Regions from separate parts of the Homo sapiens genome. Here regions 1 and 2 are each linked to region 3. A link is an interaction called in ENCODE POLR2A ChIA-PET data of the cell type or tissue named here. Cell type or tissue: PC-9. All regions are shown on one strand. Each heading gives the region's core, and the rest is flanking DNA. Links, peaks and the distances in the headings are about the cores only.

Region 1 (10,733 bases), core at 3,809-6,308, 62 kb after region 3:
GCCTCTCCTCCATCATCTGCTGGGTAGTATGCCTTCCTTACAGTTGGAGTCCCATTTCTACCAGGGTTTGTCTCTCCTGCTTCTTGGTTCTGATACCCTAACCTCTCTTTGTTCTCCTAGACCCAGTGGGTACAAGCTGCTTCCTACAGTTATCACATTACCTCAGGTTCCTGTGTGCTGTCAGCCCTGTGTGTAGCACCCACACTCCTTCTGATCCCTTCAGCATCTTGTGCACACAGGCTTACCGCGTGCTTTCACAGCCAGCATCTGTGCTCCCTCGTATGTGCCCAGAGAGTGAGAAGTGCCTGACAATTCTTGTCCGCCCGAGGCAGCCATGAATAAATGACCATGGAAGCTTTAACAATGTAGCTCCCTTGCCTCTGATCAGGATGACTCTGAGAGATGTGACCTACACTGTCTCCAGAGCTCCCCTGTGGGGCTGTGCCAGAGTCACCGTCCATGGATTCGCTTTTCTGATCCTACAACTTCACTCCCCTCCCAGTTTTCCCTGGAGTGTCTTCCTAATAAACTACTTTCACATGGATTCTCCTCTTAGGCTCCACCTCTAGAGAACCCACATAAGATACTGTGTAACCAATTACATTCTTTCTGTGGTTTGTTTTTCAGACTTGATCCTGACTGATAAAGAGTATTACTTAGTCAAATCTGAGGGATATGACCAAAGTAAAATTCAGAGGCAAATCTGCTATAGCACTGAACATATTTATAAAAAAAAAAAAAAGAAAGACTCACTTTTAAATGATCTAAGGTTTCAATTAAAAAGCTAGGAAAAGAGCAATAAATATAAAAATAGATGCAGACATTGATGCAAGAGAAAAAATAATCAATAAAACCTGAGGTCTTTTAAAAAGATTAATGAGAAAAAATCTTTGGCAATAAAACCTGAGATCTTTTAAAAAGATTGAGAAAAAATCCCTTTAAAAAGTCACAAAATTACTAAAGTTGACTCAAGATATATGAACTCTAGAACAATGACCCCATAACAAATTGAGAGGATATATACAAAATTATCCTCCAAAGAAACACGGTCCAGATGATTTTTATGGGCAAGTTTTTATCAAACCTTCAAAAAATAAAAATAATTCTCATGTCATACAAACTATTTTCAGTTTATAGGGCAAAAAGGAAAATACTCAACTCATCTGCCTAAGTCAGCATAACATTGGTACTAGGAAAACACAAGAAAAGACAACCAAAGTACACAAAAATGTGAATAAAAGAATTGCAACTCACAAAAATATAATACTTCATTTCTCGACATACCTATACTGTATGGACATGCATGAAAACAGAATGAATGACTGGCAATGGTGGTCACCTCCAGAGAGAAGTTTGGGATGCCTAAGTATGTATGTTTGTAGAGGGAGAGGGCTGATCATTTATCTGCATTACTTGAAATGATTTCAATAATAAAAAGGTACTCATTTTTAAATAATACAACAACAAAAAAAGAGGATAAGAAAAAGAACTCAAGTTCAATTCCACAAGGAGAAATAGTTAATATTTAACTGGATGTTGTGAAAATGTTGCCTGGAGTAGACTTAAACTGAACTTTTCCTTTTTTTTGCTGATGTTCAACATTACCAGCCAAAGGACTGAATGAGTTTTGCTCTAGGCAAGGATCTTAGAAGTTTATTCCATCATTTTTTATTAATATATTTTTCCTTCAGGAAAAATTTCTCCTAAGGATCATACTCTTTGCCTACCATCTATTTTATCCTTATCTGCAGAATCCAAGATAAAATTTAAATACTATTTGTAGCTACCCAGAGTATTCAGAATACTCCAACTTTACACAGAAACTTGCCTTCTGACCTCAGTTTCAATGTTAAATGTGTACTCTTCAGAACTTGATACCCAAAGAAAGCAAAGTTCCTTTTGGAGCCAGTTTGTTTGGATTAGTTTTCCAACTTCTTTGTGCCTCAGTTTTGTTTGTAAAGTGGTCATAGTAACAGTGGTTATGATAATTATGTGAGATAATCTTAGCTAAGTGCTTATAAAAGCACAGATACACAAAAGACACTGTTTATGGGCATGTCATTATTATTATTACTCTGTATTTACAAGAGTAGCTAAATTTCTACTTAGATGAAGGCTATCTCTCCTATATTATATTTAGGAATATGTTTAAAAATTATAAGACTTTGGGCCAAAGCTGGAGGAGCTTATCTTCTTCACTTACCCCTTCGATGAGGTTCAGACATTCTGTCAGAGTGTTGTTAATTTTACTGGACAGTTCGAGTTGTGCTTTCTTTTCTTCCTCTTCTTTTTCAATGCTCTTCCAGAATGAAATATTCATTTCCTTTATTACTTTTCTTTTTGTTTTAAGTTCCATAGGAGGCCGTTTATAGGTTTTTCCCTTAGATTTCTGCCATTCTTCTAGTTGTTTCCTGAAATTCAATTAAAGGGAGAGTGGTTTTATTTATTTTTAAACATAGTCAAGCTGCTAAAGTATATGATATGTATAGATAGAGTATAATTAAATACTTTCAACTACAGACAAAATCAGGAGAATGGAATTAAAAAACAATTTACAAATGGGTAATGGCAGCATTGGGTTGCGCCCACCCACGAGAAGGCAGACACCAAGATTCTAAGATCACACGTGGCCAGCACTTCAGACTTCAAATAGAATTCGTGATTATGCATTATTTTTCTCGGAAAGTTTTCACTTCACTATATGCTACTTGACACTTGCTTTCCTAAGACATCCCTCTATTTTTGAGATGACTAACTCAGCAATTCATTTCTCTCACGCATAAGCTGTCACTCAACCCAAACCCACCAAGCCTGCATTCTACCCTCAATAAGGTCTTGGTGTGTAAACTGACCCACTTCACCTAGTTCCTTAGCCCTCTCTTGACCAGACATGACTCTTTCATAAGCTAGACCTATAAAGTCAGGGCTCTTAAGTAGCTGATCTCTGATAGTGCCAAGTGTCCCCCACTGTTCACATTTTCCACTCCAGCTTCTAACAGGTGATAGACTGCTTTTTGGGGGTAGGGGCACCAAGACATATAGACCTCATGTTTGGATGTAGACACTCCAGTTTCTTTAAATTACAACTACATATTAATAATGACTTCCAAGTGTACATTTCAGTCCAGATCTCTCCCTGGATCCCCAAACTTTGTAAAACCCACCGCCTAGTTGATATCTTTTGATGTCTGACAGGCATTTCAAATTTAATACTGTCACAAACAAAGTTATTGATTTTCATCTCTGCATCTGTTACAAATTTTTCTTACTTTGGTAAATAGCACCCCAGGCTGTGTCACTGCCAAGAACTTTCCACAGCTCTTGGAATAAAATTCAAAATATTTTCCAAGGCAGAAAGGCACAGTGTAATCTGGCTCCTGCCTACCTCTCCAACCTCGTATCACACTAGTCTCCCTGTCACTCACCCCCTCCAGGAGCTCAGGTATCCTTAAAGTTTCTTTTCTTTTTTTTTTTTTTTTTTTTTGAGACAGTTTTGCTCTGTTGCCCAGGCTGGAGTGAAGTGGCATGATCTCAGGTCACTGCAACCTCCGCCTCCTGGGTTCAAGTGATTCTTGTGCCTCAGCCTCCCAAGTAGCTGCAATTACAGGCGCGTGCCACCACACCCGGCTAATTTTTGTATTTTTAGTAGAGATGGGGTTTCACAATGTTGGCTAAACCGGTCTCAAACTCCTGACCTCAAGTGATCTGACCACTTCAGCCTCCCAAGGTGCTGGGATTACAGGCGTGAACCATTGTACCCTGCCTCCTTGAAGTTTCTTGATCCAGACTCATTCCTGCCTTAAGGTCTTGCATCTTCAGTCCTCCCCTCAAATGACACCTCCATGAAGACGCAATTACCTGTAATTACCGTGTCTTATTTAGTCAATGTGTTGGTTTTCTGTCTCCTCCACTAGAGTGTAAGCTCTATGAAGGCAGAAACCTTGGCAGTCCAGTTCCCAGCACAGTGCCTAGCACACATAGGTATTTAATAACACACAGTAAAATTCACCTTTTAGTGTGCAATTCTGAGTTTTGACAAATGCATCAAGTCATTTAAGTCTGACTATTATCAAGCTATAAGATGGTTGCAACACTATCACTAATTCCCTCATGCTCCTTGGTAGTCAGTCTCACCCCTAACGCCCCCCTCCTGGCAATCACTGATCCGTTTTTTGTCTTTATAGTTTTGGTTTTTCCAGAATGCCAATAACTAAGTTTTGAATGAATGAATGCTATTAACTCTCATTTCTGACTCCAGAGCAACATCCATGCAATATTTATTATTTCAGCCCCAAATACTGCCCCCTCACCTTCACTCCAACCACCTACTTGATGATACAAGGTGAGACATTTGGCATGTGCTTCCTCCATGTTCCTAGCATTTTCCCTATCTCCTTAGCCTTCCTTCTAATCATAAACGAAGAGTGAACTTTCCCTTTCTAAAGGCAACTTACTCCTAGGACCTCGATGCCATAATTTTGTTTCTCTAGTACTTTCTATATATACACCAAACAATTAGCTCCAGAAAGGTAAAGACTCACTGTGTGCTCATCACTGTGTCTCCTAGCGCCTGGCACACTGCAGGTGCTGAAGAAACACCTACAGAATGAGTGAATGAATCTCTCCCTCTCTAGACTCCTTCTCTTTTGTAATCAAACATGTTCAACCTGCAACACAGTCTTATGACCAATCCTCTGTTGTCTGACCTAGGCTGAGCTCCAGGGCTGGGACCCTGACTTCCTTATTCACCACCTCAAGGTCTCTGCACTCACTTCTCTTTCTGCTCAGGATTGTTTTTCTTCTTGTCACCAGTCTTTTCTCAGACTTAGGTCTCAGCTCAGACATTGCTGTTGAAAGTACTTCTACTGATCCTTTTATCTAAAGCAGCCATTCCAGCCCTACTCTCTTGATCATAGCACCCTGAATTAAGTTGTTTACTTACTGTCTCTTCAGGAGGGCAAGGAGCTTGGTGGTGGTGTTCAGGGCTGTACCAAGCTGTACCTTGCTTCACCCTGCTACACTTTTTAGCAACCATCTAATTTTACATGCTCCCTTCACTCGTCAGAAATTTCCTTATTTTCTACTTCAAGCAGGTATACATATGTGCTTCTCCTGGGAGGCTCACCCACTTCATGAGACTACATTTGGTCCTGGGTAGAAAGTGTACAAAATCCACTGGCTCAGTTTTAATCAATGTATGTTAATATTAACCAACCTGAGATCTTGATTTCCACGCCTGGCTAATTTTGTATTTTTAGTAAAAACAGGGTTTCTCCATGTTGGTCAGGCTGGTCTCGAACTCCCGACCTCAGGTGATCCGCTCACCTCGGCCTCCCAAAGTGCTGGGACTACAGGCATGAGCCAGCGTGCCCGGCCTAAGATCTTGATTTCTACCATCTGAACTCTGTATTTGAACTGACTGCTCCTGCTTGAGCTTACTGGCCAAAACTTGGCCCACTCAGACTCACGGAAGTTTCTGGTTCTTCCCTGGTAACTTTTCTGAACTTAACCACTGGTTTGCTTGACAAGAGATTACCATCTTCTCACTTCCTAGCTATGTGAACTCACTTATCTGCTCTATTGCTGTTCAGTCTAGCACGGCACTTATTGAACGAGTGTCTACATCTGCACCCCCTACTTCTTACTCATCCATTCTGTTTCAATTTCTTAAAAAGAAAAAAAAAAAGCTATTGTAAACATACGATTACAGAAAATGATTTATAACATGTGTATGTACCACCTAGCCCTGTCAAGTCTTAATATTTGTTATATTTGCTTCAAATCTTTTTTCAGACTGTAGTTAAAAATTACTTAGGAGCCATTATTTATGGCCTATTTCCTGACCTAGTCTTCTTGATGGTCAATTTGCCTAATCATCTTAAGTTGCAAAAGCTTAGAATTAAAGCAAAGTACCTTCGATCCTCTGCTGTTGCCTTCTTTTTAATATTTGGGTTTGTTTGGGTCCCATTTACGGTTGTGACATCAGCTTGAGTTTTGGGAGCTGTCTTGTTCAGAAAATGGTTCTGGGGAACAGCCTTTTTCAACTTGGAGTCCAAAGTCTGTGCTTTTTGCTGAAAGCCATTATTGTTATGTTTATTACCACTGGTTCCATTTGGTCTTATGCTAGGGGTGCTTGGAATGGCTGAATTAAATCTGCCAACTGTCAAATTAGGCCTCTGGCTTATGGCTTTTGACTTTTGCAGTACACATGATGTCTGAGGTATACAAACTTGGCTGGACTTCTGATCTTGCTTGATGTTTGGATGTCTGTTGTTATATTCACCCTGAAGCAAACTGGGGTATGTTCTGGGTTTGGTGTGCTTCACTCTCTGTTCAGTAACAGGGTATGACCGTATCTTAGTTTCATTTGGTCTTTCATATTGACTCCTATTAACCTTTATATCTTTGATGTTCTTGACTACTGGTTTCTTTGATGACTGAACTTTACTAAGGGTCCGAATAAAGTGAGAGGGAACCGTCCTTGAGGGTTTTACTCCTGGTCTTGCAAGATCTGCTCCTCTAGAGAGTTGCTGTGATTTTACTGGGAAAGTCCTGCTTTGTGTTTCTCCAACAAATTGTTTATTAACCCTATCTTTCAGAACAGCACTATTAACTGAACTTTTGCCCAAGGCTTGTTTAGGAACTAAACTGTTCTTGGTTTGATTATAAGAGTCAGTCTTTGGCTTACTTCTGGTATATAATTTAGGATCTGGCTTCCTCTCAGGTTCTGTTAAGATATCGAGCAAGTTCTCTTTGTTTGTTTCTTTTAGAAAGTTATCCAAAGATTCGTTTTCAACATGGATATTATTCATAAAGTCTATACATTTACCATTTCCTTGATCTGTTAACTGCTGCTTTGTAGTTTTCAATTGCTCTATATTAAGTGACCCCACAGGTTTTCTTGACAGTTCTCCTGTTGTGGACGATCCAGCTTCACACTGTTGAAAACTCTTGCTAGAAGGCTTAGAGTATGGGTTAGAAGAAACACATTCTGAAGTCAGCCTTTTGCCCAGAAGTTTTGGTGGCTCCAACTTCGGCTTCTGGGACCCTGCAGTATTAGGTGGTCTGGGCTGGAGTTTAATGCTGATGGACCTTTTAGGTTTGACAGGCAAAACAACATGGTTGGTAACATCATTTTTGGGTCTAATAGTCTGAAAAAACAAAGAAAATACATATTAAAAAATCCTTAACATATCTTATTGTTTTTAAAATAATAACTGTGTTTAACACATGCTAAAAAAAATAATCATTTTTAGAATTTCATCTAAGAAAGTTGAATCCTCAGAAAGTAAAGAAAGACTCACTAATAGGTAGTTTTTGTGTTTTTTTTTTTTTTTTTTTTTTGAGACAGGATCTTGCTCTGTCACCCAGTCTGGTGTGCAGTGATGCAATCTTGGCTCATTGCAACCTCTGCCTCCTGGGTTGAAGCAATTCTCCCACCCCAACCTCGCAAGTGGCTGGACTACAGGCGCATGTCACTACACCTGGCTACTTTTTTGTATTTTTAGTAAAGTTGGGGTTTCACCATATTGGCCAGGTTGGTCTTGAAGTCCTGACCTCCAGTGATCCACGCACCTTGGCCTCCCAAAGTGCTGGGATAACAGGTATGAGCCACCACACCTGTCCTAACAGGTAGTTTTTACAACTTGAGTTCCTATCAGAAGTATATTAGAATCTTTTAGCTTGACAGAATTAAGCAGAGATGCAGTGAATATACAAAACTTGCTCTTTCAAAAATGAATTTGCCTCAAACAGTAGTTGTTGAATGCCTATTATATCCTAAGTGCCCTCCAAAGAACCCTGAAAAAATACATACATAATGAACTTATGTTAGGGTACCTCCCAACAAATCTCTCCTAGTACTTTGTATAGCCACACTATATGTTTTTTAAACCACTGCCTTTGTAAACATCACAGTATCACTCAAGAACCTCTGTCTCATCCCTGGAGATCAGTGACAAGGAGATAGGTGGCAGATGATGTGAGGCCTGAGATATGCTGCCACAGCTCTCAATAAACATGTAACATCTTAATAGTCATATTTGTAAAATCAGCCAGGACAGGGTTTTAAGGTTAGAGTCTATGTTAATAATAAACAAATGTTTAGTCATGTGATTTAAGTTTGGATAAGAAAGGTAGGACTCGATTACAGAGAATTTTGAAAACTAGGGAAGGGAGTTTAGAATTCATATGGTAAGTAATTGGGCAAGCCACTATGAATTCCTGAGCATCTCTCATGAAAGCAATTACTCAGAAAGGAGAATTTCACAGAGATTTATGGAATATGTTTCCAGGGTAAGATATGGGAATGCTAGAGTTACCACTCTATTTTTGATTTGACAAATATTGTGAAGAATCACTACATAAACTTGGCGAGTATGTAAAGGATTTCTAACCAGAACCATTTGGCATTGAGGGCAAAGAGATGTCTACTCTGGATGATAGCGGTGTGTGTGGTGTTACTAGGAGTGAAACAGCGGAGTTGGGAGTGGGAGGCAGAGAGATGGATGGTATACCCACAATGGCTATATCTGGATTAATCTTTGAGCACCAACATTTATATACACCTCGGATCTCTCCATCATTGCTTACTGAAGAGGTGGAGGGACGTTGGCATGAAAGCTTCCAAATGTGTTTTTTTAGTTGCTTTCTTATATATTAAAAACAAATTGATATAATCCACAAACCATAAAATTCACCATTTTAGTAAGTGCACACTTCTGTGGATTTTAGTATAGCCACACTATTATACAGCAATCACCACTGTCTAATTCCAGAACATATTCATCACCCTAGAAAGAAACTTGGTTTACTTGTTGGCAGTCACTCCCCATTTTCTGCTCCCTGCAGTTCTTGGCAACCGCTAGTCTACTTTCTGTCTCTGTATGTCTATAGATGTGCCTATTTTAGATGTGTCATATAAATGGAATCATGTAATATGTGGCCTTTTCTGTCTGGCTTCTTTCACTTAGCATAACGTTTTCAAGATTTACCCATGTTGTAGCATGTATCAGTACTTCATTACTTTTTAAAATTAACTTTTTTAGAGCAGGTTTAGATTCACAGCAAAATTAATAATAGTAAAAGTATCTATTATCTAGGAAGGATGCCATATATCCCGGTTTTCACAAGATAGTTTTGATTTATGCCTGTTGGTCAAAGAGTACTGCTTTTTACTCTCAAAGTGTCCTGGTTTGGACATTAAAGCATATGGCCAACTTCCTCACATGGTTGTTCTGAGTGAGGTAATGTATATAAACATGTCTGGGTGTTAGTTATTGTTGTCATGTATCGAAAGTGTTATATAAATTGTCAAGCATTATATAACTGTAATGATGACTATTATTTACATCGTGCTTTTAGTTTCTCCTAAATTCTGTAATTCCCTTCCTGAGTTCACTTTTTACTTTTACAACTGTGTAAAGCAGATAAGGTAGGTATCATCCTCATTTACGAGCTGATGTACTGAAGTCAGTATTGTCAACTTCCAGAGAAGCCTCTGGGAAGTCTGAATGAGGGCCCTTTCCAGTAGATTTTTCCTTAAGACTTGCATACTATACTGGTTCAATCTGCATAAAGTAAAAGTGTAACCCAGTGCTTCCCAAACGTTAAACCATTGTTCATAAATTTTGCCTTATATACATTTTGCTATCCTTCACAGTGTCTAATGATGTCATGTATACATACAACATATATATGTCTACATATGCATATGCATATGACTGAAATATGACTGAAGTGATTTGGTGAATCATTAAAACTTATTAAAATTCTCACCAGTGAGAATTTTTCACTTCAGGAAGCACTATTTTAGTTACATTTCAGAACACAGATAAAAACTTATATGTCTATATATGCATATGCATATGACTGAAATATGACTGAAGTGATTTGGTGAATCATTAAAACTTATTAAAATTCTCACCAGTGAGAATTTTTCACTTCAGGAAGCACTGTTTTAGTTACATTTCAGAACACAGATAAAAACTATGTTTTAAAAAACTAAAGGTGAGATTTTTATTGCAGATGAATAATCTGTGCCTCTTTCAGAGGGCTAATTTCTTCCATTTAAACTTTAAGTTAAGGATCCTTTACCATTCTATCTAATGTAGCTAAATTAAATTGATTAGGAAGCATATACTTGTTAAGTGGCTTGGAAGGTTCAATGCAAATGTTCTCTTTTAATGACTACTGAGCTATTTAACTTCATGGCAGCATACCAAAGTGGTTAAGATCACAGGCTCTCAGCTTTGTCACTTAATAGCTATACGACCTATTTAACCTTTCTGTGACTTAGTTTGCTTATCTGTAAAGTGGGGCTACTAATAGTAGCCTCATAAGATTGTGAGGACTCAGTGAGGTAATGCAAGTCAGAAAAGTATCAGGCACACAGTAAGCATTCAATAAATGTTAGCTATCAAGAGGACTAAAGTTCACTTGAGGCTTTTCTTGGTTAATAAAACTAAACTACTTTTCAAAAAATGTCATACTTTTCAAAAAATGATTGTCTCTTATTAAACCAAACTGTTTTTATATCTGTAAGAAATACCTTTCAAATACATGTTCTTTAGGTTGCTAACATCTTTATTATTTTTATTACTAATCATACTTATGAATGCATATTTTTAAAAAGACTAATTTCTACTTACAGATTTAGAAGGTGGTTGATTCTGGCAATTATTCTTGGATTTTAGATAAGGCCTATAAAAGACAAATTAAAATTAATCCTCAGC
Region 2 (10,733 bases), core at 534-3,033, 230 kb after region 3:
AGGGGGTGGAGACAGGAGACTGAGGCTTGGAAATTAGTTTATTAGTTTTAGCTCTTCAGTTACAAGCAATAATAATAGCTTCTAGCTTATTTAAGCAACAAGTATACTACAAAAGGAGCTTTCTAGAAGGATATTGGGTATATTCATTTCTTACTGCTGCTGTAACAAATTACCACCAACTTAGTGGTTTAAACAATGCAATGTATTATCTTGCAGTTATGGAGGTCAGTCTGGAATGTGTCTCACTGGGCCAAAATCAAAGTATCAGCAGGATAGCATTGCTTTGGGAGGCTCTAGGGGAGAGTCAATTTCCTTGCCTTTTCCAGCTTCCAGAGGCCACCTGCATTCCTTGGCTAGTGGCCCACTCCCATCTTCGCTGCTTGGGTTTTTCTCACACTGCTTTGCTCTGACCCTCCTGCCTTCCTCTTTCACATATAAGAACGCTTGCAATTTACATCGGGCTCACGTCAATATCCAGGATACTCTCCCGTCTCAAAGAGGCTTAACTTTAATCACAGATGCAAAGTCCCTTTTGCTATGTCATGTAACATATACACAGGGTCTGGGGATTAGAATGTGGACATTTTCGGGGTGCCATTATTCTGCCTATCATGTGAAGTAACTTTCAAAATGGAAAGACATGCTGAAGAAAAAGTCAGGGATTTCTGGCAGGCCAGAAATGACAGAAGGCAGAAAACGTTGGTCCCATCACTCAGATGGGTAAGAGCCAATCATGCTTTTTGTCAGTTAGCAAAAGATTGAGATTCCAAGCAAAGCATGCAACTGCCCTAGTTTGGGTCATGTGTCGACTCCTTGGTCAGTGAAGGGCAGCACACCTTGATCAATACTCCCTCCAAGACTGTATCCAACGAGGCCAGTGATGTTCCTCAAAGCAGAGCTAGAGAGCTAATCCCAGGAGAGAGGCGTGTGGGTGGTGGGCAGGAAGACAAAGCTCAGCCGTAAAGGAGTAGTAGGGACAGCACCCCAGGCATGGAGGCTCAAGTGAGATGATACCCATGGGAAAAGCTCTGATAAGGTCAGCTCCTTCTGTTTCTGATCCTGATGGTGATGGTGATCAACACCAGCCCAGTGACAAAAAAGTACATAGTATATTTAGTAGATGTTTCCCACACAGAGAAATGGTAAATATTCAAGGCGAGGAATACTCCAAACATCCTACCTTGATCATTACACATTCCGTGCATGTAATGAGTACTTGCATGTATGCCATAAATATGTGAAATATTATGTATCACTATATAAAAGAAAAAAAAATGTGGCCAGGTGACATCCATATTTTGGAGAGGAAGGCATGTCTTCTTCATAATATCACAAAACTATTTTCACAACAAAGACACAGCTGTTCAAATTAGTCTCTGAGCCGGGGCTGTCTCATGGCAGTGAGGACTCTGGTTCCCTTACAGACTAGCAGAAAGGAGATGGGGCTTACTGACCATGGCCTTGAGGAGGCCGAACATGCAGGCCAAATGGAGACACAGACAGCCTGGGCTTGGTCCTGCTCCATCCCCTTCCAACCTGATGAGATATAGTGAGTCACTATGACATGGGTCACTCATGCTTCCTGTGAGGCTCCACCAAGACAGCAAGTGCATCAACACCTTACGGAAGCACAAGGCCCTGTTTGTTGTTGACTTCATGAAAGGCATGGTTGTGGTGATCGCATTGAGTAGGCTTTTGGGTGAGAGGTGAAAAACCCCAACTATCATGCATTGCAGCCCTCTGGTGGAAACTGTGCTTCAGGCTCTAAATTTCAGGCTCTAGACTGACTCCGGGATGAGTATTTGGAAGCTGAAGTCAATCTGTGGTCTCTTCTCCTGTAGAGCAGGAGTCAGCACTTTTCATAGAGTGCCAGATTCTATATATCCTGCCACATGCTCTGTTGTTACAGAACAAAGAAGGCCATAGACAGCATGGCTGTGTTGGCAAATACACAAAACAGGCAATAAGCTGTATTTGGCCTTTAGGCTGCAGTTTGCCAACCCCTGCACTAACACAGAGCTTAAAGGTGGTGGTGGTGTGCTGGAGCTAGCTTATATCAGCTTGCAATAGCCAATTGCTAACATCTCTTCCAAACTCTGTGTCTGTGCCTTGATGTTGATAGTTTGAAATTGGCTACCCCATTTAATGCTGCAATCTTTTCTCACCCCAGCACTACTGACTCCCCTTTGCCCTGTCTTATTTTTCTCACTCTAACATGCTGTATAGTTTTCTTCTTACATTTATTGTTTGTGTCTTCCACTAGCATGTATGTCCCACAAGTTCTTTGCTCTGTGATGTATCCCAAGAACCCACTGCAGTGCTTGGCACTTGTAGGAACTCCATAAGATTTTTATAAATGAAGAAAGGAAGAAAAAAGAGAGGGAGGGAGAAAGGAAAGGAAGCCTTCTATTTAAATGATGGCCTTCTCCATATTTCTATAGTAATATGACTTCCCTTGCAAAGGAGATGCATTTTGGAAAATGTGTATAAATAAACTCAGGTGGTTTTGAATTTCATTTTCCTAACTGTAATTGTAATCATTGGTCTTTATGTTTAGTGAAAAAGTTTTGGCCCTTATGCCTCACACCTGAGAATCCCAAAGTATTGGTTTGTTAGAGCTCCCATAGAGAACCATAAACTGGGTGGCTTAAAACAACAGAAATGTATCGTCTCCTGGTTCAGGAGGCCAAAGTCTGAACTCCAGGTGTTGGTTCATTCTGAGAGCTCTGAGAGAGAATCTGTTCCAGGCCTCCCTTCAGTTTGTGGTAGCTCCAGGGTTCCTTGGCTGGTGGCAGCAAAACTCCAGTCTCTGCCCCCATCTTCACATGACTGTCTTCTCTCTGTGTTTCTGTGTCCAGATTGTCCTATAAGGACAGAGTCATACTGAATTAGGGCTCACTCGAATGACTTCATCTTAAGTTGAACTGTATCTGTAAAGACCTTATTTCCAAGTAAGGTCACATTCACAGCTACTGGGGGATAGGACCTCAACATATCTTTTTGGGGGACATAATTCAACTCATAATACCCAACATGATAACTGTTCATCCCATGAAATTTAATGTCTCTCAAAAGGTGATCTCAGGGCATTTAATCTGTGACAGAAACTCCCATAGGAAACATTCCAACCAGAAGCTCCTTTCACAGCTGGTCACTCCTCCTACCCCATCCGAGGTCCTGGGGCAGGGTGAGGCAGGTGGGGACAAGAAGAAGGCTGTCTCGGGTGTAGAAAGAGAAGACCCTTATTCACCCGGCACTCTGTTCATGAATGAGCTATCCAGCATAGGATATAATAAATCGCTTTAGGAGTGGTAGACTCCAAACATTTTTTTGGTCCCAGTTATCCTAATCAATTAAACAAACTCTAGAACACATCTTGAAGTGCAGGCATTGGGACATTATGAAACTTACACAGAATTCAAAAATTTACAAGGGCTAAATAAAACAGGGTCTGACATCTAATATTTTCTTCCCACATTCCCATGCACTGTCTGGCTCAACCATCCCCAACCCTCACTCTCATCCTGGTGGACACATGCCTAGTGATGTGATCAGCTGGTTCACAGGGGGCTGGTGATGGTGGATATACAGCTTTTGCCAATTTCCATGGCATAACTACTCCAAATATGGCCAATTTCAAACTACCAACATGAAGGCACAGACACAGAGTTTGGAAGAGATGTTAGCAATTGGCTATTGCAAGCTGATATAAGCTAGCTCCAGCACAGCACCACCGCTACCTTTAAGCTCCTTGTGTTAGTGCAAGGGTTGGCAAACTGCAGCCTAAAGGCCAAATACAGCTTATTGCCTGTTTTGTGTATTTGCCAACACAGCCATGCTGTCTATGGCCTTCTTTGTTCTGTAACAACAGAGCATGTGGCAGGATATATAGAATCTGGCAGTCTTTAATAAGTGCTGACTCCTGCTCTACAGGAGAACACAGATTGTCTTCAGCTTCCAAACATTCATCTCTGAGTCAGTCTAGAGCCTGAAATTTAGACTGAAGCACAGTTTCCACCAGAGGGCTGCAATGCATGATAGTTGGGGTTTTCACCTCTCACCCAAAAGCCTACTCAATTTTTTACTGCAAAAACATGTTATCATCATTATTTTTTACTTAGCCCACCTTTCCTTGGCAATTTTCCATAGGAAAATGCATTCTAAATTTCAACTAATCAGGGGACTTGGAGCCTCTGGACACCCCCTTGTTCCTTGCCCACAGTCCCTTGCAGAAGGTGCCTTATCAGAGCGGCTCCATGCAGGGGCTCAGGACAGGATCAGATGTCAGTTGCACCAAGGGGGCAGGGACAGATCCTCTCTGCTGACCATGCAGAAGGGACTGTTCAGTGCACCGTCATGGTCCTGGTGATTTCTGGCCCATAAGGGAATTTTCACATGCATCGGGTGATTGTCACATCAGCACAACACTGTGAGGAAGGCAGAGTGAGAATTTGTGTGCCCATTTTATAGGTGAGAAAACAGATGCAGAGACATTAAGTAACTTCACCACAGTCATGCGGGTTTTAAGTGGCAGACTTTCAGGTGTTGTGACTCCTAGTCCAGAGTTCTTTGCACTGCCCCTGAGGTGCTAAAACTCTACTGTGCTTTAAGACTCACTTGGGGAGCTTCCTAAAAAGAGAGATTGCACAACCTGAGATTCTTGTTTAACTGTTTTGGGATGTAGCTCAGGGATCTAGCTGCCTTAAAAAAAAAAACTCCCAAGTAATTCTGATGCAAGCGGTTCTTTCTTGTCCACCTTTGAAGAAACACTGCCTCCTCCCTATACATTTCATTAGAAAATGGTAACATGTTTTTCAGCCTGAGAGCCATTTCTGGGTGACCGGACGTCGGCAGCCCGCTGTACTAGCTTTCAGTCTAGGCTTAAACACACATGATAGGAGATGTCCTACTCCAGATGATATGAGTCTGAACCATGGAAAAATTCCATTGTGTGGCACATCTGGTGGGTGTGCACTGTCCCCAGCAGTGAGGCACCCAGTGAAGACAGCAGCTGGGAGAGGCTTAGTTACATGCAGTGGGACAGTGTGGGCTAGACTGCTGAGCCCTCTGCAGTTTACTCTGTGTCAGGCAATGAGGGTGAAAGGCTGATCAGACCCACGTGCAGACCATACCCTCCAGGGAGACAGATATCAGTCAGGACAACCCCAAGTGTAGCTGGAGAAGCAGTGCCCAGGTATGACCGGATGTGTATCCAACCAGGAAATCTGCATATAAATATAAGAGGAGAAAATGAACAGATGTTGCTCTTATATGTAGATATTTATGAAGAGCATATAATTTTGTTTTGTGTGTTTTAAGAAGTTTATAAGTATGCCTTAAAAATGTATGGTATATACTGTAGGTATTTTTTCCATTAGATATTTTGTTTTTCATACTTATCCACATTGACATTGTAGCAACAGTATAATATAACAACCTCCTCTACAAAAGCAGAAGGAAGTGAAGCTTTGGAAGGAAGCACCCAGTGAGCTTGCCCCTTTCAGGTGGGTGCAGTGAGCAGGAGTCAGTGAGGTTGAGATCCTTTGAGAGGAGGCAGTCATTAACCAGGAAATCTGCACTGCATCCTGGCCACACCTAACCCTTGGACAATGGTGCTTGGAGCGCCTTCCAGCTCTTAAGGCTTGCGATTTCTTTCTCTCACTCTTCACCCACGATGATTAAATCTTCTCCTACAGAGTTGGACAACAAAGCCTTGAGTTCCTGCCTCCCCTGGTGTGATCACGAGGCATAGACATGGCCAGGAACATGTAGGTGTCTTTGAAAGCTGAACAAGTTAGTAAATTTCAAACCTCATTTCACCCACCAGTAAAATGGGAATAATAATAAACCTATTTTACATAGGGTTGACAAGAGGAGTAAAGAGGGATTCAATGAAAGTTCGTTATTATCATTTGTAGTAGCAGTGTTGATAATATCAACTGAAAGTTCATTATCATTATTAGTAGCAGTATTGATAACCCTCTTTTCTGTGCCTTCTCACTGGTGGGCCCAGGCCATCAGCAATGCCCAGGGTGTCATGGATCTCTGCTGCATCGGGCACCAGCTGTGTCAATGGTGAGAACAGTACAAGGGTGGGCAGGGCAAGGCAGGAAGCACCCAGGAGCAGCAGCTTCATGGGGTGAAGATGTCAGGAGCTTAGGGACAGTCAGAGCGGGTGTGCCTCCTCTTGTGGAGCCTTTCTGCGTGGGTAGGAACTGCTGCAGCTGTGGCCATGGATTCACCTGAATATGGGTGGAATTAGGCATTCAGCTGGGTTAGCTGTGCCTAGAAGGAGGAACTCTAAACTGAGAACTTGTCCCTATTGCCACCTCTGATAGGCAGATGATCCATCCATCAGTGGCTGAGCTGAGGTGTGCATGGGGATGGGTAAGAGCCCACACACAGGGCTGATGACTGAGTCTATTTAGAACAATAGATGTAAAATCTGATAATGTAAAATGTGATAGATTATTTTGTCAATTAGAAATGGTACCATATAATTATATATATACATAAACATGTATACATATACACACATATACATGTGTGTATAAACACACACAGTATTGTCCCCTACTCATTCCATAAACCTGATGCCTTTAGCTGGGATTCCCAGCTTTCACTCTCCTCTCTGTCATCTGCTGTCTATATCCTCCCCATCCTGTAATTCTGGCTTATATGCCACTTCCTCCCTAAAGCCCTCCCTCAATCCCTTGCTGGAAGTGACATTTTCCTCTTTGAGCTGCCCCTGCTTGTGCTTTGGTGAGGTCAGCTGTATTGCAGTACCTTGTATTGTGGTTGTCACATCATCGTATAGAATTAATTTCTGACACATTCCGTATTTTTCAAAGGGCCTAGTGTGGGGCTTTAACAGTAACTACGCCACCACGCCCAGTTAATTTTTTGTATTTTTGGTGGAGACAAGGTTTCACCATGTTGGCCGGGCTGGTTTCGAACTCCTGACTTCAGGTGATCTGTCTGCCTCAGCCTCCTGGAGTGCTAGGATTGCAGGCATGAGCCACTGCACCCAGCCACCTATCAAAATTTTAAGTGCCATTTTTATTTTTTATTTTTTGTAGAAATGGACAAGCTGATCGCAAAATTCACATGGAATTGCAGGAGGTTCCAAATAGCCAAAACAATCTTGAAAAAGAAGAACAAAGTTGGAGGATTTACACTTTCCAGTTTCAAGACTTAGCTCTTAGCTACAAAGCTACAGTAATCAGAACACTATGGTCCTGGCATAAGTGATGCTGGACAGGTGAGCCCCAAAGTGGGACTTAACCTGTGAAGGTTCTTGGCCTTGCCCAGGAAGGAATTCAAGGGCAAGCCCATGGGACAAGAAAACAGCTTTATTGAAGGGGCAGTATTACAGCTCCAGCCCTGTTACAGCTCCAGCCCTGTTACAACTCTGACTACTCCTGCACAGAAGGGCTACCCTGTAGGCAGAGAGTAGCAACTCAGGGCAGTTTTGCAGTCATTTATATCCACTTTTAACACATGCAGATTAAGGGACAATTTATGCAGAAATTTCTACGGAATTGGTAATAACTTTTGGGTCATGGAGTCATCATGGAAGGGGGGCGGGGAACTCCCTGGTGTTGCCATGATGACGGTAAACTGATATGGCGAACTGGTGGGTATGTCACATGAAAAGCTCCTTCCACCCCAGCCCTGTTTCAATTAGTCCTCGGTTTGGTCCAGTGTCCAAGTCCTGCCTCCAGAGTCAAGTCCCACCCCCTACCTCTTAAGGAGAGATGTAAATACATGGAATAGAATTGAGAGTCCAGAAATAATCTCATACATCTATGATCAATTGATTTTCAGCAAAGGTGCCAAGACCATTCAATGAGGGAAAGAATCATATTTTCAACAAATGGTGCTGGATAACCACATGTGAAAGAATGCAACTGGGCCCTTATCTCACACCATATACAGAAATTAACTCAAAATGGCTCAAACACTTACATGTAAGAGCTAAAACTATAATATTCTTAGAAGAAAACAGGGATATATCTTTATGACCTTGGATTTGCTGGCTGATTCTTAGATGACACTGAAAGCACAAGCAACAAAAGAAAAAAAAATAGGTAAATTGGACCTCATCAAAATTTAAAACTTTTAGGCTGGGTGCACACCTGTAATCCCAGCACTTTGGGAGGCTGAGGCAGGAGGATCTCTTGAGCCCAAGAAGCTGAGGCTACAGTGAGCCGAAATTGTGCCACTGCACTCCAGCCTGGGTGACAGAGCAAGACCCTGTCTCGAATAAATAAATAAACAAATATATAATTATAGATCTCTGGATCTTGCCTTCGGAGACTGACTCAACTAACTGGTCTGGGTGGGAGCCCAGCCATTTGTATTTTTTGAAAACTCTCCAAATGATTTTACTGTGCAGCCAAGGTTGAGAATCACTGTATCATAGGGTTGGACTCCTAACTGGAAACAGTTTGCACCATCAGGTGTCGCAGCATTCTGATAATAGTTAAGCTTTCCTCCTAGATTTTCTGATATTAGATGAGTCATGTTTACAAGTTTTTACCAAGAGACAAACTATCTTTCTGCCCTTACTTTCTCTCTTATACTATTCTAATCCCAGAACCCTTTGGAACTTCCACTGAGAGATGAATCTAGAAAGTGACTCTCTTGGCTACAACAGAGAGTAATGTTGGCCTGTTTGTGCCAGATCCAGTTGGTGCTGGTGGTGGGACAGCACCTCCCTGAAATCCCCTCCTCTCCCGTCAGATTCAGTCCCCCATTTGCATCACGTACAATCATCACTATGGGTTTCTATTACCTTGCTAGGGCATTTGGAGGTACCATATATACCAACTATTAGTTTTGAGCCATGGTTCCCAAAGTGTGGACTGTAGGGCACCTCAGCACACTCACGAGGTGTCATGGGATATTTAAATATTCTGAAGAAAACACAGTGACATCTGTCAGGCCCGTGAAAACCGTTGGCATTAAATTGTCTCAACCCAATTGCTTAAGAAGCAGAACTGGCCAGGCACGGTGGCTCACATCTGTAATCCCAGCACTTTGGGAGGCCGAGGCGGGCAGATCACGAGGTCAGGAGTTCGAGACCAGCCTGACCAACATAGTGAAACCCCGTCTCTACTAAAAATATAAAAATTAGCCATGCATGGTGGCATGCACCTGTAACCCCAGCTACTCAGGAGGCTGAGGCAGGAGAATTGCTTGAACCTGGGAAGCGGAGGTTGTAGTGAGCCAAAATCGTGCCACTGCACTCCAGCTTGGGTGATAGTGAGACTACATCTCAAAAAAAAAAAAATGAGAGAGAGAGAGAGAAGCAGAACCATCAGGTGTTTCTTTTGGCTTAAAGTACTCGGTGAAGAAATTCCTGGGACACGAAGGATACCATGAACTGAGAGATTTTGGGAACCTCTGCTTTAGAAGCTGGAGGTAGCATTCCTTGGGCACAGTACTGCCTTGGGATCAGCAAATCCTTTTGATGGTGCATTTAGGTGTGGCAAGACAGCTCTTAGAGTGGGACCGGGATGTGCTTGGAGACAGAGGGAACTAGATTGAGCTGCCCGATAAAGACATGCCAGCCTGGCAGAGTGTAGTGACTCATGTCTGTAATCCTAGTGCTTTGGGAGGCTGAAGTGGGAGGATTGCTTGAGGCCAGGGGTTTGAGATCAGCCTGGGAAACAACAAGACCTCTACAAAAAAAAAAAGAAAAAAAAAAATTAACCACATGTGGTGGCATGCACCTGTAGTCCCAGCTACCTGGCAGGCTGAGGTAGGAGGATCACTTGAGCCCAGGAAGGTAAGGATACATTGAGCCATGACTGTGCCACTGCACTCTAGCCTGGGTGACAGAAAGAGACTCTGTCTCAGAAATAAATTAAATAACTAAATAAATATATAGTGGCCATGACATCCCTAGAAAGACAAGGTCCTGGGAATAGGTAGAAGCCAAGGGAAATGAGAAATGAGAGGGGGCCCTGGAGCTGGAACTGGGGGAGCAGGATGGCCTCTGAGAAGTTCCTGATAGTGGTGTCACTGATGTGTCTGATGTTTAGTTGTAATTATTTGCTGGGCCCCTGTCATCCCTCATATCTGATAGCTCTTTGCTAGTCAAAGTGTGGTCTGGGGATCAGCGGCATCAGCATCACTTGAGAACTTGTTAGAGATGCAGAATCTAGAGCCCTACCCGGGACCCAGAAACAGAGCCTGCATTTTAACAAGCTCCCCAGGTGATTCTCACACACACTCGCATTTGAGAAGCACTGGGCTAGTTGACAGATTCTCAGGCATGGCTGACATTGAAATATCCAGGGAGCAGGCTTGGCATTAGGATGTTTAAAAGTCCTCCAGGTGTTTCTAAAGCCAGGTTTGAGGAATTACTGGGCTGATACAAATGTTTTGTGATGATGCTTTGTGTGTGTGTGTGTGTGTGTGTGTGTGTGTGTGTGTTGGGAGTTCTGGGTCAGTTGGCACCAACACAGGAAACAATTGAAATATGTGAGCCATGACAGAAAGGTCAGGAGATAAAAGAAATTAGTGACATGAGAGGTACTCCTCAGGTGTTAGGAAATAGGGTAGAGCAAACCAGGTTTTCCACCATATGTTGGATAGGGGTTCAAGTAAATTTCTACTTAAAAATTACAAACAGGGGCTGGGCGCGGTGGCTCATGCCTGTAATCCCACACTTTGGGAGGCTGAGGAGGGCGGATCACAAGGTCAAGAGATTGAGACCATCCTGG
Region 3 (10,733 bases), core at 4,063-6,562:
CCCAGGCCCTGTGTTGGCCTTCTGGAGTAGCACTGACTGCCCTCACGCCAGGGTCCTGCTGTCCACTCGGGGTCTGCAGGCTGGTTTTCCCTGGAAATGGCTAACTCAGAGATTATTTGATGTGATCCATAAATTTAGGTGCTTTTTCTAACAAAAGTTTTATTACAATAAAAGTAAATCCAGAAAAATTTTTTTGAAAAGCAAATACTGGCCAATCACAAGCTCTTAGCTCTACAGACAAACGTGTAAGCTAAGGGATGGCGTGGCCATGGGTTATACGCGGAGGCTGTGCTGCTGAGCAAGCCAGGGGAGGGCTGAGAATGAAAAGACAACATCTGAGCCTGGCCCTGCCACTCAACATAGAGACTTCAAAGATGTCTCTGTGGATGTCGCAAAGAGCTAAATATGTTTTAGTTAATTTCAATGCTATAGCCAATTATATCTAACGATGTCAAACAGTACTAGTCAATGAATTAGATCTTTAAAGTGCTTTTCTGAATTGATGCACAATTTTACAGCATGACCTTGAGCCTGGATAAAATATGTTCCCTGCTTTGAACCTTGCTGTGAAGATCAACTGTATTAGTTTAAAGGAAAGTGCTCTGTAAACCAGGAGGTTACAACAAATACATATAGGTTGTTATTATGATTAATCATCCTCATTAATTTTTCTTTAACTTAGCTGCAACTGGTATTCATCTTCGTAGTTTTTGTGAGAATCTTCTCATCAAAAAGCCTCTGTAGTCCTTTCAAAAAAATTTCCCCCCCCCCCCCACAGGCCCTCAGTAACAGTTTTTGAGACAGGGTCTGTCTGTCGCCCAGCGGGGAGTGCAGTGGTGCAATCTCAGCTCACTGCAACCTCTGCCTCCCTGGCTCAAGCAATCCTCCCGCCTTAGCCTCCCGGGTAGCTGGGACCACGGGCGTGCCCCACCATGTCTGGCTACCTTTTGCATTTTTATAGAGGCAGCAACTCAACACGTTGCCCAGGCTGGTCTCACACTTACGGGCTCAAGCGATCCCGCCACCTCACCCTCTGAAAGTGTTAGGATTATAAGCATGAGCCACCATGCCTGGCCAGCCTCTGCAGTCTTAAGTTTCCTGCATAAAAAATATTTATTTTTCCCTCAGCCCAGAACCCATCTTCTCATTCTGGCACCTAAGAACCAGGAGCAGGCTGGAGCAGGAACTGACTCACTGTGACCTTTCGCTCTTGACCACTCCTTTTTTTACAGTCAGGGTATGTTTCCACACACGCCTTTCCATGCCCTCTTCTCCCTGGGCCACCCTACCTTTCACCCCAGGCCCCAGTGATCAAGACAGGTGGGGACTGAGTTCATGGCTCCTGCCCTGGAGTGAAGAGGGAGTGAGTTGAGAGCAAAGGCCAGGGTCCCCCCCGGCCCCTCTCCCCACTGCCAGAGGAGAGTAGGGTCAGGCCAGAGCTCCAGGATTCTGCTGTTGGTGGGCTCTGACTACACAGTGGGGGGCACTCGCCGGAGGCATCGTCTGGAGGTGGAAAGTGGATCTGCCGACAGCCATCGTGGGTGTTCCGTCCTTGAGTCTGCTTTTCATGATGTTACTCATCTGTTTGCCTGTGGGGATGAACATCAAATTCCGAAAACAAAATGAAGCCAGTGGCCAGCCCACACCGCTGTGCCCTCCTGATGAAGATGCCCTGAGCTAGGCAGTTGGCCCGCCTCAGAGTGATGAAGGCAAGCTTGTTGTCACCCTCCTTTCCTGAGCCTGCCCAGGACCTGCAGGGAGAGTAGGCAGAGGAAGGCTACTTCACCCCCTCACCTGGACCTGGTCTCCTTTGATGCTGGCACAGAGGATGTGAGGAGTCTGATAGAGGCTGTCTGATTTTCTCTAGGGTCCTGAATATAAATGGACAACAACGGTGGTCATACTCTTCCATCATTCATTCATAAATACCCCCAAGCATACACACACAAGTAATTGTAACTGGGTGCACTGCTGCACACCTGAAGTCCCAGTTACTCTGGAGCCTGTAGTCCCAGTTACTCCAGAGTCTGTAGTTCCAGTTACTCTGGAGATTGAGGCAGGAGGATTGCTTAAGAACAGGAATTCACGTCCTAGATCCTGGGCAACATAGTGAGACCTCTGTGTAAACACACACACACACACACACACACACACACACATAAATATAACCTACATATCAAATTTTCACTCAAAACCTCCTCTTCTATTTATGTTTTTAAACCAGGCCAGGCAAGGTGGCTCACGCCTGTAATGCCAGCAACTCAGGAAGCTAAGGTGGGAGGATGGCTAGGAGTTTGAGACCTGCCTGGACAACATAGCAAGATCCTGTTCCTAAAAAAAGTTTTAAAAATTACCCGGGCATTGTGGTATGCACCTGTAGTCCCAGCTACTTGGGAGGCTGAGGTGGGAGGATCACTTGCGTCCAGGAGATTGAAGCTGCAGTGAATTTTGACCGTGACACTGCTCTCCAGCCTGGGCAACAGAGTGAGACCCTGTCTCTTAAAAAAAGAAAAGATATGCCAAATAAAAACTTTAAAAAAAGTCTGCAGTCCTGACAGCCCACCAAATTAAGATTCTCAGCTGACGTTAGCAGACTACCAGTTCCTCACCACCTGCTTCTTCCAAAGACTCTGCCTTTTGCCAGAATGCATATATTACTTTATCTTTTCTCTCATGTACACATTCTGATATATTTGTAGATGTATTACTTTTCTTTTAAAAATAATTATTTTAAACTTAAAAAATGTAAAGATAATACATGAATATGGTAAAAAAAAAATTCAAACAGCATGGAAAAATGTAAAATGAGAAGAAAAAGTCCTCCTCCCCATGGCATTCTCATTTCTCAGGGACAGCCACTGTGAACAGATTGGTGAGTATCTTTCCCAACATTCACAATGTCTGATATGCATGTTTGATGTCACCCCAATAAAACCGGGTGTCCATGCTCTTGCCTTAGCACAGTGACTGTGGAAAAGAAATACAAATCTGACCTCATGTTTGAACTAGTCTAGTTCTTTACTTAAGATCCCCGGAGGCCGGGCACAGTGGCTCATGCCTGTAATCCCAGCACTTTGGGAGGCCGAGGCGGGTGGATCGCGAGGTCAGGAGATCGAGACCATCCTGGCTAACACAGTGAAACCCCGTCTCTACTAAAAAATACAAAAAATTAGCTGGGCATGGTGGCGGGCGCCTGTAGTCCCGGCTACTCGGGAGGCTGAGGCAGGAGAATGGCGTGAGCCCAGGAGGTGGAGCTTGCAGTGAGCCGAGATTGCGCCACTGCCCTCCAGCCTGGGCGACAGAGTGAGACTCCATCTCAAAAAAAAAAAAAAAAAAAAAGATCCACGGAGAGTGCTAAGGACAGAGGCGCACAACACACATATATGTGTCTCAGGATTTGCAGCTGTAAGCAACGGCAATCACTGTTTTCTGTTAGACAATACTGGTGCTCATAGAATCTCTGGATAACTCACAGCTAGGAGGCTCTGCAGACGAGACCAACCCCCAGAATCATGTGGCAGATTGGTCTGGTTAGAATATGACCACAGACATAGGCACTGGTGGCTGCAGCTTGCAACACCACGACACCCACTCTGGGTCCTGGTTGCTGGCTGCGTGGACCGCTCCAACTGCCACCCAGGAGACTGGAGGTATTGCCACCACTGCCACCTCATGGACTGAGTGGGTTTTACAGAGTGCCTCATGTGACTAATTTCTTTTTCTTTCTTTTTTTGAGACAGGGTCTCGGCTCACTGTAGCCTCAACCTCCCAGGCTCAGGCAATCCTCCCACCTCAGCCTCCCAAGTAGCTGGGACCACAGGCACGCACCACCACGCCCAGCTAATTTTTGTATTTTACTGTGGAGACGGTTTCTCACCATGTTGCCCAGGCTCATGTGACTAATTTCTGATTCAGACACAGGGTGAGTACATTTGATTGGTGGAGTCACGAGTCCCAACCCTCCCTGCAAGGAAAACTGAGGACATGAGTCTCTGGCATTTTCAGCTTCTGCTGTGAAGGGAATTCTGCCTTCTGAAGACGGGGTTCCTTTAACAGACAGAGGATCAGACGCTGGGTGGCTCGAAAGAATGAAAATTGCCTTCTACAATACCACCCTACAAAGCTTCCTAAAAAAACTGTTTTTTCTCTGACCCCCAAGTGTCTTCCTCTCTCTTTCTCTTAGGTCCCCTCTCTCCTTGACTCTCCATCCTACCGTCTGCTTTTTCTACTGCCTTGTGGAGTTCCCTGATTCCTTAGAGGGTGGTGGGGAAACTGAACACTTCGGCTTTATATGTGTGCTCATATACATATGAGCAGGCCTAAAATATGTGTGCAGTTTTTACACAAGGGATGTCGTAGTCTGCCCAATGTTTGGCACCTTACTTTGAACAGCACAGATAAGGGATCACTCCATTTTCATACAGAGTGCTGCCTTATTATGTTAGATGGCTGAACAGTGAATGAACCATGATTTCTTCTTTTTTTTTTTTTTTTCCTGGAAGCATGCTAGATGGCTCACCATGATTTATTTAGTACATCTTCCCCTGATGGCCATTAGGTTGTTGGGAGCCTTTAGTAACTGAAACAGTACTGCACCCTGGTGCATGTGTATTACTCGTCTGTGTTAAGTAGGGATGTTGCTTAGCCCAGCTGGAGGAGAATTCTAGTTTTTAACACTCCTGGGTGTGAAGTCACAGTGGGCTGGATGGGCCTCCCAGCGCCTGCTTCCAGAGAAGTCTCTATATGCCTCGTGGGTGGATGTAGAACCTGGGAGTGAGGCTTGGCAGGAAATCTGCAGTGAGAAATGTCACAACCCAAACAGTAACTCATACACAGAGCTTCGCATGTCTCATTCCACAAGGATCAGCAGCTGGACCATTACCTGGAGCTATAGACTTGATGAAAGCCCCAGAAATGGCTAAGGCAGAGGAAGTGCCTGGGAGTTGTTTGGCAATTTGACACAATATCTTTTAGATATTTTTAAAGCCACTGAGCAAATCAAATCCTCAAGTTTAGGGATGGATTCAAAGGCCAGTCCTTTCACTATCGGACTGGAATGATTTTTAGTCATCTTACCTCTCAGCATTTACTCCTTTTCCCAGATGCAGCAGCCCCACCTCCTTCCAGGGAGTCACCTGTCCAGGTCAGGTGCCTCCTCAGGGGAAGCATCCCTCACCCGCCAGATTGCCAGGGCGTGTGACTCTATCTGGGCCAACCACATCCTCTCTCCTGGACTTTGACTGCTGCGAGGAGTGAGGCTAGAACCAGAGAAACCTAGCTGATGCTGACTCATGCTGGAGGTTCCTGCGGAGTGAGCATCAGAGCTCATGAGCTCATCTCCCTAGAAACCAGCATGCCTGAACTTGACCTCTGGCTTCTGCAGCCAGGCGGCAACTGTAACAACAGCAACTCCCTCCCTACTCCTCAGGGCCCATATCTGCCCAGCTTCTCCTGCCTTGGTCCAGTGTGGTCTGTACTCCTCCTGTGCTGTCCTCCCAGCCCCTCCACCATTCTGGCTTCCTGTTAGGTAGAGACCCCCTTGACCCATCCCATACCTCCCTCACTTCCATGCCCACCTGGGAGCTGCAACCAGAGCCAGCTAAAGCTCTGCATCCCCCAACCCAAGTACACCTTCATTGTCCCTCCAAAGCCCTGTCTCACCTCAATGAGATGCCTCACTGAGATGCTGGAACCATTTCATCCTCAGTAATTGGGGTCAGTTTCTCCCCAGTCCTGTGACTTCTGCCTCTTGTCACCCTGAGGGCAGGCAGGAGAGCCCTGGTGTGGCAAAGCTGGTTGGGGAGCAAATGGGCACAGGAGAGAAGAGGGAAGGTGTGGGAGGATGAGTCACTGGCAGAGTGGGCAGGGGCGCTAAGGAAGGGAATGAGTGCATGGACCTGGGCTTGATGGTTCAGCTACTGAACACCAAGATGCTGCAATTTGAGAGTTCCAGAAAGTTCTCCCTACTTAGCACTAGCTATTTTACCAGCCTGGGTTAATATAGGATCTTTAGATCCCTTGAGAAGATGAAAATATTTAAATTGTGACCCCATTAAAATCCAGGCACTATCATTTGGATTTGTTCATAACTCAGACCCAGCAAAGACCAAGCAGTAAGAGGATGAGACACCGGCCTGCTGGCTCCAGAAGAAGAAAAACAAATCAGAAAATCTGAATTTGAGGCCCGGTTTCCAATTTACTACTGAGCCACCTTAAGCAAGGTGTTTGATTTTTCTAAACACCAATTCTCTCATCCACATCAGGTCTCTCCTGCTGTCTGGAGAATGGGTCAAAGTGGGCGAGGGAAGGAATGACCCGGAAGTGAGGCTGGAGGGGCAGGAAAGGAGTGGAGTGCCAGCATTCCTGCTCCGCCCTGCGCTTCCCAGGCACCCCTTACACACACCTCCCTGTCCCCAAAGCCCCCAGCCATGTCTTCATGGAAACGAGGCAGGAAAGCGGAGCAGGCGCAGAGGTGCCCGTTGCTGTACATCTGTAGTTGCTGCATAGAGTGAGAGCAAACCTGGCGCTAAAATTGGTAGCAGGTAAATAGATAAATGAGATGGTCCCAGGAGAGAACTGCTCATGCTCTGAAAGACTCATGTCACCAAAAAGGGCAGACAGAGTGTCCTATTTTTTTTTTTTTTTTTGAGATGGAATCTCCCTCTGTCACCCAGGGTGGGGGGCAATGGTGCGATCTCGGCTCACTGCAAGCTCCGTCTCCTGGGTTCAAGCAGTTCTCCTGCCTCAGCCTCCTGAGTAGCTGGGATTACAGGCAGGTGCCACCACACCGAGCTAATTTTTGTATTTTTAGTAGAGTCAGGGTTTCGCTATGTTCGTCAGGCTGGTCTCGAACTCCTGATCTCAAGTGATCCGCCACCTTGGCCTCCCTAGGTGCTGGGATCACAGGCATGAGCCACCGCGCGCTGCCCACGGTGTCCTACTTAACAAGGCATCTGGCCCAGCCATCATTGGAAATCCACCTGGCTTCAGGTCAGCCCCCATGCAGGGCCCTTTCTGAACTCTTTAGACCCTAGGCTGCTGCCAGTTGGGGTGGGATGGGTGCGGGAGGTGGGTGCTGGGTTTTGTACACCCAGAAGTTTTCAAATGAAACCGTGTTCTAGACATTGGAATGCCCGTGAGGCCTTCAGTAGACCCCACATCATCACCTCTCAGTGCCTGCCCTGACAGGGACTAGGACACGTTGTGAATGTGAGGGGAGCATGGCCATGGGCTGAGCGTGAGCGGCTGTCCCCAGGCTGTCATGTTCAGAAGGCACCTAAGCTTTTAGGGTTTACTGGTTCTTTCCTCCTCCTGGAAGGCCTCCACTGATTTTAAACAAATGGTTAATGCATTTATTTATTTATCTATTTATTTATTTGATTGATTGATTGATTGAGACGGAGTCTCGCTCTATGGTCGCCCAGGCTGGAATGCAGTGGCTCGATCTCAGCTCACTGCAACCTCCACTTTCTGGGTTCAAGCGATTTTCCTGCCTCAGATTCCCAAGTAGCTGGAATTACAGACACCTACCACCATGCCAGGATGATTTTTTTTTTTTTTTTTTTGAGACGGAGTCTCGCTCTGTCACCCAGGCTGGAGTGCAGTGGTGCGATCTCGGCTCACTGCAGCCTTCGCCTCCCGGGCTCAAGCAATTCTCCTGCCTCAGCCTCCCCAGTAGCTGGGATTACAGGGCGCGCCACCACACCTGGCTAAGTTTTGTATTTTTAGTAGAGATGAGGTTTCACCATGTTGGCCAGGATGGTCTCAAACCCCTGACCTCAAGTGATCCACCCTTCGAAGATCCCTGCTCTCTCAGAATTTGTAATATAAACATAATGTTAATGAGAGGTACAACTTAGAGAACTTATCGAAGTCAAAAGAGTGAGATTTTAAAAATACAATACAGTTTTAGTTATAAAAATAATAGATGCAATGTGGAGAAATTGGAATCCTTGTGCACTGCTGGGGGGAATGTATTTTAATTTTAATTTTTAATTTTTTTTAGAAACAGGGTCTCACCGTGGCCCAGGCCGAGTGCAGCGGAGCCGTCATAGCACACTGAAGCCTTGAACTCCTGGGCACATGCGATCCTCCCACTTCATTGTTCCAAAGTGCTGAGATTACAGATGTGAGCCTGACTGGGAATATAAAATGGTATATAACCTCTGTGGAAGACAGTATGACAATTCCCAAAAAGTTAAACATAGATTCAACATATGATCCAACAATTCCTCATTTAGGTCTATACCTCAAAGAATTGAAAGCAGGGATTCAAACAGATAGATAGCTATACACCCATGCTCATAGCAGCATTATTCATGAGGGTCAAAAAGTGAAAACAACCCAAGTGTTTATCAACAGGTGAATAAATAAGCAAAATGTGTTGTATTCACACAATGGAAAGTTATGCAGCCTTAAAAAGAAAGGAAATTGGCTGAGCATGGTGGCGCATGCCTGTAATCCCAGCACTTTGGGAGGCTGAGTTGGGTGGATCACCTGAGGTCAAGAGTTCGAGACCAGCCTAGCCAACATGGTGAAACTCCCATCTCTACTAAAAAATACAAAAATCAGCTGGGCGTAGTGGCAGGTACCTGTAATCCCAGCTAATCGCTGGAACTGGGGAGGCGGAGGTCGCAGTGAGCCGAGATTGTGCCACTGCACTCCAGCCTGGGCAACAAGAGGGAAACTCCATCTCAAAAAAAAAAAAAAAAAAAAAGGAAGGAAATTTTTTGATACATGCTATAACATGGGTGAACCTTGAAAACAATTACACTAAGTGATATCAGCCAGACACAAAAGGAAAAATCCTGTATTATGATTCTATTTACATGAAGTACATAGGAAAATTCATAGAGAAAGAACATAGAATAGTGGTAACCAGAGCCTGAGGGGCAGGGGAAATGAGTTAGTGTCTAATGAGTACAGTTTCAGTGTTGGAAGATGAAATGTTCTGGAGATGGATGGTGGTGATGGTTGCACAGCAATGTGAATGTACTTAATGCCACTGAACCGTACACTTAAAAATGGTTAAGGCCCGGCGTGGTGGCTCACGCCTGTAATCCCAGCACTTTGGGAAGCCGAGTTGGGTGGATCACGAGGTCAGGAGATGGAGACCATCCTGGCTAACACGGTGAAACCCCGTCTCTACTAAAAATACAAAAATTAGCTGGGCGTGGTGGTGGGCGCCTGTAGTCCCAGCTACTCGGGAGGCTGAGGCAGGAGAATGACATGAACCTGGGCAGCGGAGCTTGCAGTGAGCCGAGATCGCACCACTGCACTCCAGCCTGGGCAACAGAGCGAGACTCCATCTAAAAAAAAATTAAAAAAAAAAAGGTTAAAAAGTGGCACATTTTATGTTGTGTATATTTCACCACAACAAAAGACAAAAAAGTGATGAATGCACATAGTAAACATAATTCATTCAAAAAAAGTGAATGTTTTCCAATTGGCTTTCCCACCCTGATTCCCAGTCTTGCTTCTCAGTTACCCATTGTTAGCAGATGCTGGTGGATCCTTCAAGACATGTTATCCCTACGCAAATAGAATCATGCTGTCTACAAAACCGCAACTTTTTTTTTCACTTGCTAATATCACAACCATCTTTCCAATTCAGTATAGGAGCATCAACCTCATTCTTCAGAAGGTTTCATTTTAGGATATTCCGTAATTTAACCAGCTCTTTCTTAATGAACATTTCGGTAATTTCCAGATTTTTGCTCTACAAACTATGCCACGTTACATATCTGTTTGTGCTGCATTAATTATCTTTTACATAGCTGTGGGAATATATCTGTTAGATAAATTCTCAGAAAAAGGATTTCTGGATCAAAGGGCATGTGTGCTAAAAATGTTGGTAGATATTGCAATATTGCCCCACAAAAAGAATACACTAATTTTAATTCCCGCCAATGGGCTAACTCACTGGCCATTCCTCTATTCCTCCCTCCCTCTCTCCATCCCTTCTCTCCCTCCCTTTATTTCCTTCCTTCTACCTAACAAACAGACAAGTAAAAAGTCCTTTTTTTGGCTGGGCGCCGTGACTCACGCCTGTAATCCCAGCACTTTGGGAGGCCAAGGTGGGTGGATCACTTGAGGTGAGGAGTTCGAGACCAGCCTGGGCAAAATGGTGAAGCCCAATCCCTACTAAAAATACAAAAAATTAGTCAGACATGGTGGCAAGTGCCTGTAATCCGAGCTACTTGGAAGGCTGGGGCAGGAGAATTGCTTGAACCCGGGAGGCGGAGGTTGCAGCCAGCCGAGATAGCGCCACTGCACTCCAGCCTGGGCCACAGAGCGAGACTCCATCTAAAAAAAAAAAATGCACTTTTTTTCAAGGTACATAACAGGAATAAAAATAAAATGTATACTGTTTCTCATAGTCTGATGATTCAGGTTTGGTGTGTTTATATGACAGATTATTTTGAAATGTTTGGGCCTTATGCATGATTTTTGTGTTGCCCATACACATTTAAAAAATATATTTTGTTTTAAGGAATGACTGTTGTGCTCAGGGTATAATTTTAGTTTTGGTTGTAATCACCCTTTCTTTATATGATTACTTATTTCCCTGAAGTTTTTAATTTTTTTGAATAGGTAATATATTTCCATGGCTCACAATTCAGAACTAGGAACCAATGTATTGTGAACAATTTATCTCTTTCTCTTATTTCCTGTCTCTAGTTCCTACCACCTTCTCTGTCCTCTGAAATCCTGTTTTTAGTTTCTTATATATT

What was found. Peaks named below come from ENCODE experiments on the same cell type or tissue, not always from the same donor. Only the 100,000 strongest peaks of a DNase experiment are listed, where the experiment ranks them.
Region 1: POLR2A ChIA-PET joins it to region 3 with 7 read pairs; 5 of 35 experiments call an interaction of 5 or more read pairs at or near these places.
Region 2: POLR2A ChIA-PET joins it to region 3 with 5 read pairs; 3 of 35 experiments call an interaction of 5 or more read pairs at or near these places.

Annotation. Positions count from the first base shown.
Region 1 is chr2:112,750,064-112,760,796 of GRCh38, forward strand. CKAP2L (cytoskeleton associated protein 2 like) reads right to left here. Exons shown (of 9, transcript NM_152515.5): 3 at 10,650-10,701; 4 at 5,914-7,151; 5 at 2,204-2,411. Among named protein-coding and RNA genes, the nearest start is that of CKAP2L, 9.2 kb to the right of the region's middle. In PC-9, for the core only: no CTCF peak of the experiment used is centred there; no DNase peak of the experiment used is centred there.
Region 2 is chr2:112,919,488-112,930,220 of GRCh38, forward strand. No RefSeq gene overlaps it. Among named protein-coding and RNA genes, the nearest start is that of IL37, 14 kb to the left of the region's middle. In PC-9, for the core only: no CTCF peak of the experiment used is centred there; a DNase peak (open chromatin) is centred at 1,634; H3K27ac peaks cover 1,837 bases.
Region 3 is chr2:112,687,395-112,698,127 of GRCh38, forward strand. No RefSeq gene overlaps it. Among named protein-coding and RNA genes, the nearest start is that of NT5DC4, 28 kb to the right of the region's middle. RefSeq lists a silencer at 3,720-3,906 and enhancers at 4,639-5,838, 5,257-5,496, 6,956-7,455. In PC-9, for the core only: no CTCF peak of the experiment used is centred there; a DNase peak (open chromatin) is centred at 5,267; H3K4me3 peaks cover 403 bases; H3K27ac peaks cover 2,253 bases.